2 separate regions of the Homo sapiens genome follow, and region 1 is linked to region 2. Evidence: chromatin contacts called from ENCODE Hi-C or POLR2A ChIA-PET data. All regions are on one chromosome and are shown on one strand. The core of a region is the stretch at or near the end of the contact, and the rest is flanking DNA. Distances in the headings are between cores, read along the strand shown. Region 1 has its middle 100 kb from the start of SEPTIN10. Region 2 overlaps SH3RF3 (SH3 domain containing ring finger 3).

Region 1 (6,847 bases), core at 1,866-4,365, 230 kb before region 2:
GGCTGCAGCTGTGGGCACTCGCACACCCGGGGCTGCGTTTTCCTAACAGCCCTGGTCTGTGTTTTATAACGTGGTTTTCTGAGTCCACAGCAGAAACTCCGTATTTACCAGCTCAGAGCCGTAACCAAGTTATGAATCATAATAAGATTCCAGAAACAGCCAGTCCAGCACATGGGAGTTTCCAGGGCGTTACATAAGCTCAGAATCTGGCCCGGCTAGCTTGATGCTGAGTTTAAGTTTCAACCAAACCTCAGAGCTGCAAGAGCACTTGATGGAGCAACATAAACCAGGCTTACTGCCTTTCTAAGGACCGTGGGAACATGCCCACATTAAGGCCCTTCTCCGTTCTAGCTTTGAGTGGTGAGGAGAACTCTGACATGGAGCCGCAGACTCACTGGGGACCAGAAGGCCCCCAGGCCCAGGAGGCTGCCTGGGCTCCACCCGGCTGCTTGCTCTTCTAGGATTTGCTCATCGGCCACCATCACGGTGGTCCCCCTGGGGTAGCTGAAGTGCTTTGTTGGATGCTGAAGTTAGAATGTGGCTGTGGGTGAGGGCTTGGTTTGCTGGTGATACCCAATCCCCTACACCCCTGGCCACATCCTCTGTAGCCACAGGCTGGCTCTGGGGAGGTGAGGCAGCACAGACTACAGCCTCCATGGGCACCCACCTCCCTCCTTCCCTTGTGGCACTCCTCCTGCAAAGCCTCATCTACGCAGGTGTCCTAGAACTGGGAGAAGGGTGTGTGTGCAAATGTGCAAGTGATGTGTGCGCATGTGCATATAGTGTGTGGACGTGTGTTTGTGCATGCACGTGGCTTGTGTGGTGTGTGCATGCAGTGTGTGTGTATGTGCATATAATGTGTGCATGTGGGTATGGTGTGTGTACATGTGGTGTGTGTACATGTGGTGTGTGTACATGTGGAGTGTCTATATGTGCACGTGTGTGATGTGTGTGGTGTGCATATAGTGTGTATGCATGTGGAGTATGTGCATGCATGTGTACATGTGTGAAGTGTGTGCATACGGGAGGTGTGTGCATGCATGTGTACATGTGTGAGGTGTGTGCATGTGGAGTATATGCATGCATGTGTACATGTGTGGGGTGTGTGCATGTGGGATGTGTGTGCATGCACATGAGGTGTGTGTGGTGTGTCAGGTGTGAATCCATGGGGCCTGGGTGCTGAGACAGGTCTACTGTGCAGGTGCTTTCTTTTGGGAAGAAATTCCAGGGCACGGGAGTGGAAGGTCGGGGCATTGTGCCAGGGAAGGAGCTGGGGTGGCATGGCATGGGGTGCCTCAGAACTGCCCCAGGAAGGGCAGCACATCCGTCCGCTGGCTCCTTCGGGCCTTGCACCTTCAGCTCTGTGCAGGGGAAAGTATTGTGTGGGCTCTTGCAGGTTTCCCTCCCTTAGGTGACTGAGAAGCCACCCAGGACAGAAAGAGGCTGCCAGGCCACCCACGTGCAAGATGGTTGCCATGGCAATGGCCAAAGTCATGGTGGACCTGAAGAACTGGAGGTGAATAGCAGGCGGCTGCTCCCTTGCTGGCCCAGGAGGGGGTGAGGAGGGGTCAGGGTCAGAGTCATGTGAGGGGTCTTAGGTCTTGGGGCACCCAGGGTGGAGGCTCTGGGAGAGACAGGAGCACCTGGGAGGGGGAAAGTCAAAGATGCTACCTGAGGGCTCTCCAGGGTGCCCAGCCTGCCCGGCTTCTCTTTCTTGCTCAGCCTCTGTGGCTGACTTGCCTCCCACGAGGCCCAGCAAGCCGGGTCTAGTCAAGAATGTCCCAGAAAAACCTGGAGTGTAGATAGAGAGACACACAGTGAAGACCAGGAGACCAGGAGGCAGATGCAGTAGACCAGGGAGGGTAGCGAGGGGACTTGTGATGTTAAAATCCCTGGGTGCCCAGCGCGGTACAGAGTGGACCCCCAGGCAGCCTGGGACCATCCCTGGGCATACCTGGAGCTTGACTCAGGAGGGGGCAGGAGGGTGGCGGAGGCCACAGTGAGAGGTGAAATCAGCTGCAGCACATCAGGTGGTTTGCTGGGCATCAGAAGAAGGAGGAAGGACACACTGAGGGCACCCTGGGAGCAGCAGGGATGCAGGGCAGGGAGGGCCGGGACACATGGGGCCCACACGTCAGTCACCAAGGCATGCATGCAGCAAAGGACAGTGGGGCCAGGGCCCAGCAGGAGGAGGGCCAGGGTCCCAGGCCAGAGCCAGGAAGAGAGTTTCCAGCAGGCCGAGGAGGGCGGACAAGCCCCCTAAAAGTGTTTGGATGTTGAGACAGATATCACAGCCCCCACTAGAGTTGTAGAGAAAGCTTATTATCACACATGATGGGACTCCTGTGTGCCCTGGAGATGGGTCTGGCACTCAGCTCAACTCCCACTTGGGAGTCCCAGAGTCCTCTGGGCAGCAACACCATCTAGGGCAATTCTGCAGTACGTGTGCATCGGCACCTGCTGTGGGCAGCACCACACTGGGTGCCAGGAGGCACACATGGGCCACCCCCACCTCGGCCTCCTGGGTGTGCTCTCCCAGGATGCAGGACCTCACCTCTCTCTCTGTCCACCCCCCATTCCTTATTTGGGGGCATGGGGCAGCAGCCATGAAAATGCAGGGAGGGTGTGGACAAGGACTTGTGGAGCAATTCCATAGAAAAGACTTACAGTAGATGGCCAGCCCTGGCCCTGGTCTCACGTTGGGTCACAAAGCCAGCTGGAGGCAGAAGCAGGGCTAGAACCTGCCCCTGACCCCAGGGCTTGTGCCCCTCCCTATTCCTCCCTGCAGGCTCCCACCTTCTGCAGGTGATCTGAGCCTTGCCACAACAGTGGTTGGCCTTAGCTGATTGCCATGTGGTCCAGGCACCTTCAGGTGGGCAGGTTCTCCCAGCCTGACTGCAAGGACACCACCCCTAAGGCCACCAATTGCCAGCCTGTAGGCCTGACCAGAGGCACACTGGATTGCGGGAGAACTTTTTGTTCTTTTTGATCAAAGAGTATGTTGTCACCAGATGGGGGCATGTGGTATACTGGGCCACCTGGTGCTGTCATCAGAGGCCACAGAGGACAGCTGAGAACTTGTTGTGGCTGTGGGACCTCATTCTCCAGTCCCGAGTCAGGCTTCAGGGAGCACTGTCACAGCAAGTCAGACAGGGACAAGTGTCAATGGCCCTGACATCAGCCAGGCCTCCCGAGGCCAAGAACAGGCTGAGGAGTTAGGAGTGCGGCCTTTGGAGCCAGACTGCCAGTGCTTGAATCCTAGGTGCCGCACCTCTTTGCCCCTTCCTGAGGCGAGTTGGTTAACTGCTCTCTGCCTCAGTTTCCCCATCTGTGAAATTGCATGGTCATAATTCCTACTTCATAAGCCTGATGTGAGGACAAAAACGAGGCAATGGATGTAGAGTGCTAAGCATGGGGCGGGCGCAGAGGGTGGGCTTAGTACATGCTTAACACGCACTTGCCATCTTCAGCACCCACGAGGAGGCCAGGGGCTCCTGGAAGGGCCCACTCCCCATAGCTCCGGCCACCCGTCCCACCTTTGCTCTCTGCCGCTTCCCCTGCAGGAAAGCCTCTCTTGCTTTTGTTGCAGTCACCCAGCATGGGCCCCACTCTGCTCACCCTGGCTTTAGCTGGAGGAGGCCAGCTCCTGGTCAGACGGGGCCCTTCCCCAGCCCAGGCTGGGCAGGGAGGAGGGGTCACCCCATGGCACACACAAGTGGCTGTTTTGTTGGGAAGGGGCTGTGGGTGCTCAGAGCCCCTGGTCCCGGCTAGGAACAGAAATGAAGCCCTGGACCCCATCAGCCCTCTGGGCTGCAGAGGGTGAGGATGGAACCGGGGTTCCTTCAGTCTGGTAGTCACTGCACAAATGTGAGAAGAGCTACCTCGGGGTTTCCCTCTAGGACATGTGGAAGGCTTCCCCTCGGCCTCCACATCGGACTGACTTGTCAAAGGACCCTCGGGGCTGTCTGCTCCCCCACATGCCCTCACCGCCCCCTTGGCAGAGACGCCTTGCCCTTTGCCCAGCATCTGCTGTGCCAGCTTCCCACATTCATACGAGCCATTCCCTGTGCCACCAACAGAGGGAGCTCCCGACACAGTTTGCATCTAAACACCCCTTGAGAGCCCAGGAAACACTGCCTCCTGCTTCTGGCCTGGAAGGCTCAGAGACCTACCCCTGGCCATTCTCACCTCAGCCCTCTCCTCCACACCTGCTCTGGGCTCCCTCAGTTTCTTGATCCTGCCAAGCTCTCCCCAGCCTCGGGTTGGGGTGTGCACACACACCGTTCCCGCCAACCGAACATTCTTTCCCCTCTTCCTGCCTTGTGAATTTCTAAACAAGACTACAGTGTGGAGGTCCAGATAAGACCCGGACACCCTCTAAGTGGCCCTCCATGCCCCTCACCTCTCCAACTAGATAAGAGTTTCCTGCGATCCCTTAGTACTTTGCCCTATAGTATTTGCCCGGTAGCTATCGCCTAGTTATTTTGATTAATTTAACTTTTGACTTCATTATGACCTGGTCTCCATGAGCACAGGCACATGGGCTGAATTATGTTCCCCGAAAATTCATATGTTGAAGTCCTAGCCCCCAGTGCCTCAGCGTGTGTCTCTGCTTGGAGATTAAATTAAAATGAGTCCATTGGTGGGCCTAATCTGGCCTGACTGGTGTCCTTGTGAGAAGGGTGAGGGTGCAGGGGGTGGAGGATGAGAAATTGCTTAAAGGGGACATGTCATGTATGTTATTCGGGTGATGGATACACTAAAACTCCTGACTTGACCACTATGGCATGTAACAAAATTGCACCCCATAAATTTACACAAATTCATTTTAAAAAGAAGAGGAACACTGGATACAGACGCACAGAGATGAATCCGGGCAAGACGACCCGCCACAGCTGCTTGACAGAGTGAGGAGACGGCGGTGTGCAAGCCGAGGAGAGAGGTCTCAGAGGAAACCAACCCTGCTGCAACTTCAACCTTGGACTTCCAGCCTCCAGCACTTTGAGAGAATATATTTCTGTTGTTTCAGCCACGCAGTGCATGGTATTTTGATATGGCAGCCTAAGTGACTGATACAGGCACGTGGGTTTGCACACTTCTTTCCATAGCACCAAACACCGCATAATCTGACAGGCGGCTGGGCCCCACCAGGCAGACCTCCAGGAAGGCCTGAATACATGAGGTGGGTCCTCTTGCCTGGATTCATCTCCGTGACCCTGGTGCTGGGCCCAGAGCAGAAGTAGCTGTTGAATGAATGAGTAGAGTGGGAAGGGGTGGAGAGAAGATGCCCAGACCCAGGCAAGTCCTGTGTGACCCTGACGGATGGGCACTTCCTTCCATTTCTCCCGGCAGGAATGGGTAAGCTGGTTGTGAGCTCCTTGACTCATGTGCTGGTGTTGTGTATTCTTGCCAAGAACGTCCAGAGGAAGCGCTCTGGGACCCATCATGGAGTGGACTGCATCCCCCCGTCCCGGGCTTGTAGCGCCTTTGCTCCTCAGGCACAGACTGCCGAGTCCATGACTACCCACACGGCTTGCCTTCCTCTCCAGATGTGAACTCTGGCTGGGGTGGGCAGCTGTGTCTCTCCTTTCATGCCTTATCTGGGGTGCCCTGTCTGAGCACTTACATTCATCTGTGACTGCTCACTGATCTGATAAGTGAGTGGGTGAAGCCAGGCCATCGAGGGGTGTGGTGAGTGGGTGTCCCATGTGACACTTCCTGGCTGTCTCCAGGCTTTCATCTGCTTCCATTTTTTTTTTTTGGAACATTACAGAACGTTACTTTTTCCAAATAAAGAGTTCTTTCTTCACATTTGTAATGATGTCCACGTCTGTTGACGTTTCCTCTGGGACTTCTTTTAGATCCAGTTTTTATATCTCATTTTCCTAAATATGGTATGGTGGCCCTCGGAAGACGCGTGCTTTTGCACAGTGCCATGGGGTTCCAGGGCAATGTCCTGGAGGAGCGGCCCTGGGGAGTGTGCGTCTGCAGTTTTTGTCTGCCCGGTCATGAGCTCCTTTTGTTTTTGCCAATAGCTCTACGTGTATCTTCTCACCCCCACTCTCAATCCATGAAGTCTGGGCAGGGCTGACACCTCAGGCGCTATCAATCAGTATATACATGTCCCCTGTCCAAAATGGCTGAGTCAGGGAGGGCAGCACGGGCCCAAACGGAGCCAGTGAGAGTCAATGCCAGGGTTTTGGCTGGGCCCATGGAGAAGGAGCAGGCCTATTTTTGCAGGGATGGGGAAGGTGTCAGATGGCACCCTGAACCTGCTGGTCCTCATTGTGCTGTAAGATGGGGAAATCTGCTGAGGAAGGAGCCACGTGGAGGGCAGCAGAGCCCAGCAATACCCACAAACGTCATGTGAGCACCTGGACCCAGCTATGCCTGAAGCAAACTCATCTACACCAGCGTTTCTTAGTGAACCCACCACTCTTGGCATTTGGGACAGGACAGGCTTTGCCCACGTGGGACGATTGTACACATTGCAAGATATCCCACATCCCTAGGTCCAGCAGAATGCCAAGTGTCCTCATGGAACACCAGCCCCATCATTTGCACACGTCTGATTGTCTGCCCTCAGCTTTTCAGTTGAGTCAAGAAGTCCTCTTTTGACTTATTCCAGTTGGTTTTTGGGGCAGGTTCAAATGATGGGCCCTGGACAAACAGCTGCTGCCATTTTCTTGGGTGTCTGGGATTTAACCCTTACCATGTTAAACACCAGCTGACCCTGGTGTGGCTTTAGGGCCGAGCCCAGGATTTTCACTGAGGGAGGGGTCAAGTTCTGGAGCCACAGGCTGGGTAGCACAGGCTCCTATCACTGTGGGAAGATGGAGACCACTGC
Region 2 (6,883 bases), core at 1,795-4,294:
AGCCTTGTCTTGTGGGCAAACAAGACAACTTCAGGGCATGAGACTATATTAAGGCTAGTGATGTGACAATGGGACAGCTCAACCTGCTGGTGGCAGTCAGCCAAAAGGCCATGGGATGGCCCATGCCAGGGCTCACTTCGCCTTTCAAATAAGAACTTGAACCTTTCTCTGGCTTGCTTATTTGAACAGGCAGGTCCTGGATGTAGAGAGGTGGCACACTTAATTGGGTCACTAAGGGGAGTTAGCAAAAGAAAAACTATAGGACTATGAGTGGGGTTTAGGAAACTGCACACAGGAGAGTGCAGCGCCCTAAAACTGGCAACAGTGCGAAGCTTTAATATCTGAGGCCTGAAAGGGAAGGGCCAAAAAGCTCTGCAGAGGCCACAGAGAAGAGCTCTGTGCAGAGGGCCTCTGATGAGATCTGAGGCCTCTGATAGGATCCGAGGGAGGGCCCAGAAGGGGAACACCCTGATCTCACAGTTCCCCTCCCGCCTCCCATTGGACAAATCCAACCACCTGCGCCTGGGTATATAGTGCAGATGATGCAGTCTCCAGCACCAACAGGGTCAAGGGGGAGGGTGGCTCTGCAGGGTGCATGGAAGTCACCTGAGCGTAGTGTCCCAACCTGGTGCTCTCAGAAGGGAGGTATCTCTCTTAGGTATCTCAGGTAGCCTAGAGATACCTAAGCACCTCAAGAAAAGATTTTATATGTCACTGTAAGCCCACAGATAAACATGTCAATTTATTTATAGCTGTGGTTCAGAGTCAAGATGTACTTTCTTATGGTCTGCAGACACTGGTATCGCCTCTCCACCAGGGCATCAGGAATCCAGGGTTATTGTGACCACAAAACACTACACAGGAGAGACCAAGGGGCCATTCGCTAGACCCGAGCAGAAAAAAGTCCCTTGGAAAAATTTAAAATGCAAATTTTGGATGCAAAATTCTGTGGCATATAATCACTGGGTCTTTTTTATCTCTGGACAACCCCCCATGAGGCCAATACCATGGCTGTCATCTGTATGTCACAGATGAGATCACAGAAACATGGAGAGCAAGCATGGATGCAAATCAGAAAGTTGCTGAGAGGGAAGAGCAGTGCAGAGCTGAGCACAGGGACAGTTGCACGTCCCATTTCAGTGCTGCCAGTCTGTGGAGGATGGCGGAACCACCTGGGCAGGGTCCACAAATGCTCACTGTCTTTTCAGATGCAGACTCACAGCATTGACTGCTTTCTCTGGGGACAGACCGGTCAACGAATTTAGAGTTGGAGAAGTTTGGATCTGGGAAAGGTAGAATGGCTACTGGCCCTGTGAGATGTCACTCCTCCCGGGAGGTATGGGGCAGCGTCCACTCTGCACCACATCTCTGTAGGGAAACCCAACACTCCCAAAGGTACTGGGAATCCTGGTAGCTCAAAGCAGGTTTTGCTAGCAGATGAGCTATGCCAAACAGGGGGAAAAGATTCCTGCTTCAGAGCTCCTGGGATTTAGAATCATGGGTGTGGAAGCTCCCCTCACCATGTGCCAATCCAGAAGGGGCCTTAGCTGAAAGTCCAGGCCCACCTGGAGCAAACCCCTGGCTCTGGGGTTTTAGTGACTTGGTCTTCTGCACCCAGGTGATAAGCATAGATGGCCTTGTGCGGGACTGTGGTGCAGCTGAGAGAGCATGTGCTGAGTGACCACAGGACCTGAGCCCCATGCCCTTTGCCCCTCTGGGCCTCCAGGTTCCTGCTTGCCTTTGAATTGCAACCAAGGGCCCCCTGGAGTGACCACTGCGTGGGCAGCACACCTTCATTCTTCTTACAGGAGGGTCAAACACATCCCTTGACCACACTTTTCCATCATCATAAGGAAATCTGCTGATGGCAGAGCATTACCTCCCTCAGAGAAACAGAATGCTGCCTATCCCTTTGCCAGGCCCTTACTTTAAGAACTGAAAGTGAAATGAAATCCTTGAATAAAGTGACTTGGAAAATCCACAGGTACAAAGCACCAGGCCTGCAGGGTCCAAGCACCTTCCTACTGCCATGTAATGATAGGCACCTGAATGTCCACCTCTCCATGTCAGAAACACCATTGATTCTAAGCAGCAGATCAGGCTTCCACCAGCCTCTGATGTGTCCTGGCTTATCCTAGGCAAACTGTCCTGCAGGCCATGGACCCTCAGAACCCAGGGCAGAAAAGAGGAAAACCGGGTGAGTGGACAAAAATCTGAATGCAGTAGAAGGAGGCACGCTGGGGGCATGGGAGGAAGGGAGTGGTCAGGCTTGGAGCCACGCAGAGGCAGTGAAGCCAACAAGGCCAGGACTGGAAGGAGGATGCTCTCTAACACACAGACTCACACCCTGCCAGGTCTGGATCCAGGTTCCACAAGGCATCAGCTTGCTCACACTGGACCAGGCTCAGGGACAGATGCAAAAGCAAGCTTTCATGAGCCCCAAGTGAACTTTTCCCCATAGGACACTCAGAGAGGACTGACACAGATGACAGGTTAGGCTCCCCACAGAGCACAGACACACTCCGGGGCTTGACCGTGGCCAGAACATGACGCACCACCTCAGCCTCTGGGCTCCCACCGCCAGGCAAGCGATTGCCCTGCAGTCCAAGTGCCCCAGCATGCACTGTTAATATATGAATACCACGTCCAGACACACTAACAAAAACGCACGGCACAGCAGGCACACTGCACTGGAGAATCAGCGGTTTGTGCCTCAAGTCTAATTAAGACAAAAGTTTTGTGCGTTGGCCGTGGAAAGGCATGCTAATGACTCACAAGCTGGCTTAACCCCACCATGAACACCTGTATTTCAGCAGCTTCCCAGGAGGTTATGAGGAGGTGTGGAAAGGGGAAGCTGTCCTGCCCTTCACACTGAGTGGATCTGCAAGCACAGGGCAGGGCAACTCAGTCTCCAAAACCAGAAGGCCAGTGCCAGGCTCAATTTGTTCCTTCTTTAAAGCAGCTTCCATAGAAAGCCTCACTGTCACCCCTACTCCAGACCCTGGGCTCTTTCCAGACTGGGCTAAGGGGTGACAGCTGCCTGGGCCTCTTCCAGGACAGGGCTGTGTGGCCGGCCATGGAGCAGAGGCCCCGCGGCACAGCGCACAGACAACGTCCTCCCAGAGGCAGCTGTTCCCCACATTGACTTCACTTCTGATGGCACAAGGCCAGAATGTCTTTCATTAGTTTCCCAAACTCTGTCATCAGGGAAGCAGACGAGCCCAGTGTGGATTTTTTAAAGTCAGCACGTTCAAGAGCATCAACCTACATGAAGCCACACATCCTTAAACACACACACCCCACACACATGTCATCTGACACGAGGCCACACATCCTTAAGCACACACACTCCACACACATGTGCTTAGCCATGCGGGGACTTCACCTGCAGAGGTGTGCACAGAAGATGATCTGCCTGGCCTAGACTGGGAAGGGTCTCAAAAAAATCACTAAAGCCTCAAAAACATGGTCTAACCCATGACATTGGCAATGGTCTCCCATGCACTTCTAGATGCCACTCTATGCCCTTCATCCAGCCAAAACCACCCTGTGACTGCTCCACACATAATTCAAACACAGGGTTTCCTGCAGCAGATGTGACTCCAGTGGCTTCCAAGGCTGGACGAGAGGAGAGTGATGGGAGGGGTGTGTCCCCTTCTGCATGCCTGCCTCCCAGTCCACACGCCCTAGACCAGCCACCTTTGGGAATAAGGTCCTGCCCCACAATTGCCAAATTCCATTGATTTCATCTCCTGCAGCTTGTCTGATAATTTTGGTTGCTATCAGTCCCTGAATGCTTTAAGAATAAAAATGCCTTTCAGTAATACTCATGGCTACTAATACAGTGAAGATGCTCAAGGAAATGAACACCCACCAAAATGACAAGATCACCAAAAAGAAATTCCTGAGGGTCACACCACACTTGAGAAAACTGCAGGCCCCAACCCCCTTCCCCTGGGACCGCCCCTCTGTAAGACCCTGGGCTGAGTACCTGAGGGATGTGTTCGTTCAAGGTCTTTCATTACGGTGGATCTGGGAAGGCCAGGGGGCAGGACAAGGGAGGTGACAGCAAGTGAGAAGGCAGCCCAATGCCACCCTCCCCTCGGCTTTCCTACCCAGGGCAAGCTCTCCTGGAAAAACACCCACGGGCAGAGGTGTGGGGACAGGAGGGAGGCGGAAACACGGCCTCCCCAAGTGAGATGGAATCTGGGGGTCATTTGATAAGCGCTTCACCAGCTGATGCATATAGAATACTCACTCCCCAGCATCCCCAGTGGCTCAGCAGCAAGACTGGCAAATCCTCCCAGGGAGCAGAGAGAACAAACACAAGGAGCCAGGCAGAGAGCCAAGTTCAAATCCCAAATCCAGCACGTAGCACCTCTGTGGCTCAGGCCAGCGATTTAGCATCCCCAATTCTCAAATTTTCTGACCACAAAAGGGGGCTACTGTCCCCTGCTTCCAGGTCCCCATGTGCACTGAATCACAGTACAGTACAGCTCCCTGCAGCGCTCTCCCTCAGCCCCAGCTTTTAGGAAGGGGCTGAAGTGTGCCCCCATCCTGCTCACCAGGATCTTACCTCGGCCCTGGGTGGCCCATCCCTCCCCTACTCTCTTCTGGAGACCTTTGTGGACAACACCAGGGGTCTCTGTGGTCACCAGCATTTCTGAGTGCTCCTCCACAGGGGAGCAAAGCTCCACTCCCTCTGTGAGCTCAATACTGGCCACCAAAACACTCAATTTCAACGCAGTGAGGTGAGGCCTGGCAGAGGCTGGCAATGGGGTGGCAAGGAAGGAGCAGGGGAGCAGGTGTCCAGCAGGCCCACAAGTGGGGAGTGGGAACAGAGGCCTTAAGTAGGGGGAAGGCTGTGGCCATGGCCCAAGCACCCAGAGCGGGAGACTGCCAGGCTGGGGCCTGGAGGGAGCGAACAGAGGCATGCTCCAGGCACCTCTGGGACTATCACAGGCATTTCTGGGCTGTACCCTGGGCATTTTTATTACCTTTCAGGATTGATCATCTGCCATCATCACCGCTGCTGCCCATGACTCTGGCCCTGGCCAAGCCTGGACTTACCTTCTGTCTGCATACACAGTTCACACAGTCCTTGCCAACCCATGCCAAGCAGTCACCCCTTCCTCCACGTGAGGGAGTAGGACCCAGGGAGAGTAACAAGCCAGCCCCAATGCCACCATTGGTACACTGAGTTTCTCCTTCTCACTGTCACCTGAGTCTACAGGGGCCATCAGACTCCCCATCCATAGCTCCTCTCCTCACAGGAGGACCATTACCCCTCCACCTCCTCCTGCCTGCCAGCCCTGGAGGACACAGACATGGTCTACCTCCTGGTGAGCTCTTCTGCAGCTTTCTCCTTTGGCCGTTCTGAGGACTAAACTATGAAACAAAGCCATAAAGCTGGTAAGTGCAAGAAAATGACCAGCCAGACCCACTTTAAGTGAAGTGCTCCAAGCAAACAAGGGTGCCCGGACGTCTCCCACCACGGAGGCGAGAGGTGGAGTGCGTGCATTGGCTCTGTGCGCCGTTCTCCTGGCCAGTGTTCCCAGGCCCTGCAGTCAGCTGAGGCACAGGGCAGTACCACCCCTCCCCTGTCCTCCCACCGCAGGGCAGGCCGGCGTCTTGGTGACCCTCGGGCCTTCCTGCAGTGCTCATGACCTGGCAGTGGTGGAGCAGGACCAGAAGATTCCTAGAGCTTCTCCCAGTTACTTCACACCCATGTTTTGGTATCTCAGCAAAACCAGAGTCCACTTTTCCCCTGGGGTAGATTTTTTTGGTTAAGAAAATGCAGACAACTTGCACCAATTATGAACACGTTAGACTAAACAGTCAATCTGATCTACACTCATTTCTCAAAGCCAATATCTCCCTACATTAATGTGTAAAGGAAAGATGCAGGTTTAACCCCAATAAACACTCATGGCAACAAGATAAAAAGAAAAATAGCTGCTATCCATCATCAATCAGAAACTGCTCCTTAGGGAGGAAGCAAGCCCACCTTCCCTGAGCCAGAATGCAACTAGAGACAGGCTTCGCCATGCAGCCCCCACTCATATCCCACCAGCATCCCCTCTGACACCAAGCAGAGATGTAGCATCTTGAACCTGAGCCCTGGAGCATCCCGAAAGCCTGGCCCAGCGCTCGGCCATTGGGCTTCTGCTCTACAAACCACAGAGCCAGGCAGGCCTTTCAGCTCCTGCCACATGGCCATCTCTACATTCTGCCTCCCTCTCAGTGGGAACCGTCAGCTCTAGCCCGCTGGGGGTCTGTGTGCTCCCCAACACCCTCCCATGGTCAGCGTGCCCCCGACAGTCAGTGTGTCCATTGGCACAGAACCTCTGTGCAGGCTTGCTCTTGCTCTCTGGGCCTGCACCCACTCCACCATCATGGAAATCAGATACGGACTCTTCTGATTTCCTCTACCCTGAATCTAAGAACTGTGGGGAATTCAGCAGCTGCTCACTCTAAACACTTATACTCAAATTAAGTAAAGCACTTTACCAAACAGCAGACCTGGAGCTCGATCCCAGAGGCTCCCATCCTTAACTCTCCCACAGTGAATCACCCTCCCTCATCCCTTTGCATGCTCTGCTGAGGACCAGCAGGTGAAAGGCACCCACAGAGTCAGAACCAGAAGAGCTGCCTCCAGTACACGTGCTGTGCGTGTGCTGGATGCAGGACACTAGAGGGACATCCTGCTCTGAGACTGTCACATCGGCAGAGCTAGTCCTTCCCTCTCCTCACTTTCCAAGTCCCAAGAGTAGAATTCCTGATGGATAACGGAGGGGGCCCGGGGAAGGAAGAGGCAAGAGGGGTCTGAGGGTGCTCCACCCCAACAAAACCCACAACCTGTTGTCAGGTGTGTTTGTGCCCC

What was found. Hi-C counts contacts between places; a loop is a spot of excess contacts on that map. ChIA-PET counts read pairs that join two places held with the same protein, here RNA polymerase II (POLR2A). Pooled maps may share reads with other maps.
Region 1: a loop to region 2 is called in a map of left cardiac atrium, with 3 times the contacts of the local background. The contact joins two enhancer-like sites. A Hi-C loop is called at or near these places in 10 of 168 maps with a recorded cell type or tissue (Right ventricle myocardium inferior, cardiac septum, colonic mucosa and 5 more), 1 of 37 single-sample maps with no recorded cell type and 18 of 50 pooled maps. POLR2A ChIA-PET finds 5 or more read pairs at or near these places in 1 of 52 experiments (Panc1).

What each region holds. Positions count from the first base shown.
Region 1 is chr2:109,507,543-109,514,389 of GRCh38, reverse strand. It overlaps a transcript of RANBP2 not described here. Among named protein-coding and RNA genes, the nearest start is that of SEPTIN10, 100 kb to the left of the region's middle. RefSeq lists enhancers at 291-540, 6,788-6,847. Within about 2 kb of position 3,115, at least 2 of the 41 ENCODE cell types and tissues checked have a DNase peak (open chromatin) inside an H3K27ac peak, as active enhancers do; they include psoas muscle, where a contact is called at or near this core.
Region 2 is chr2:109,281,241-109,288,123 of GRCh38, reverse strand. The region is part of intron 1 of SH3RF3 (SH3 domain containing ring finger 3); the gene reads right to left. It also overlaps a transcript of RANBP2 not described here. Among named protein-coding and RNA genes, the nearest start is that of MIR4266, 29 kb to the left of the region's middle. Within about 2 kb of position 3,044, at least 4 of the 41 ENCODE cell types and tissues checked have a DNase peak (open chromatin) inside an H3K27ac peak, as active enhancers do; they include psoas muscle, where a contact is called at or near this core.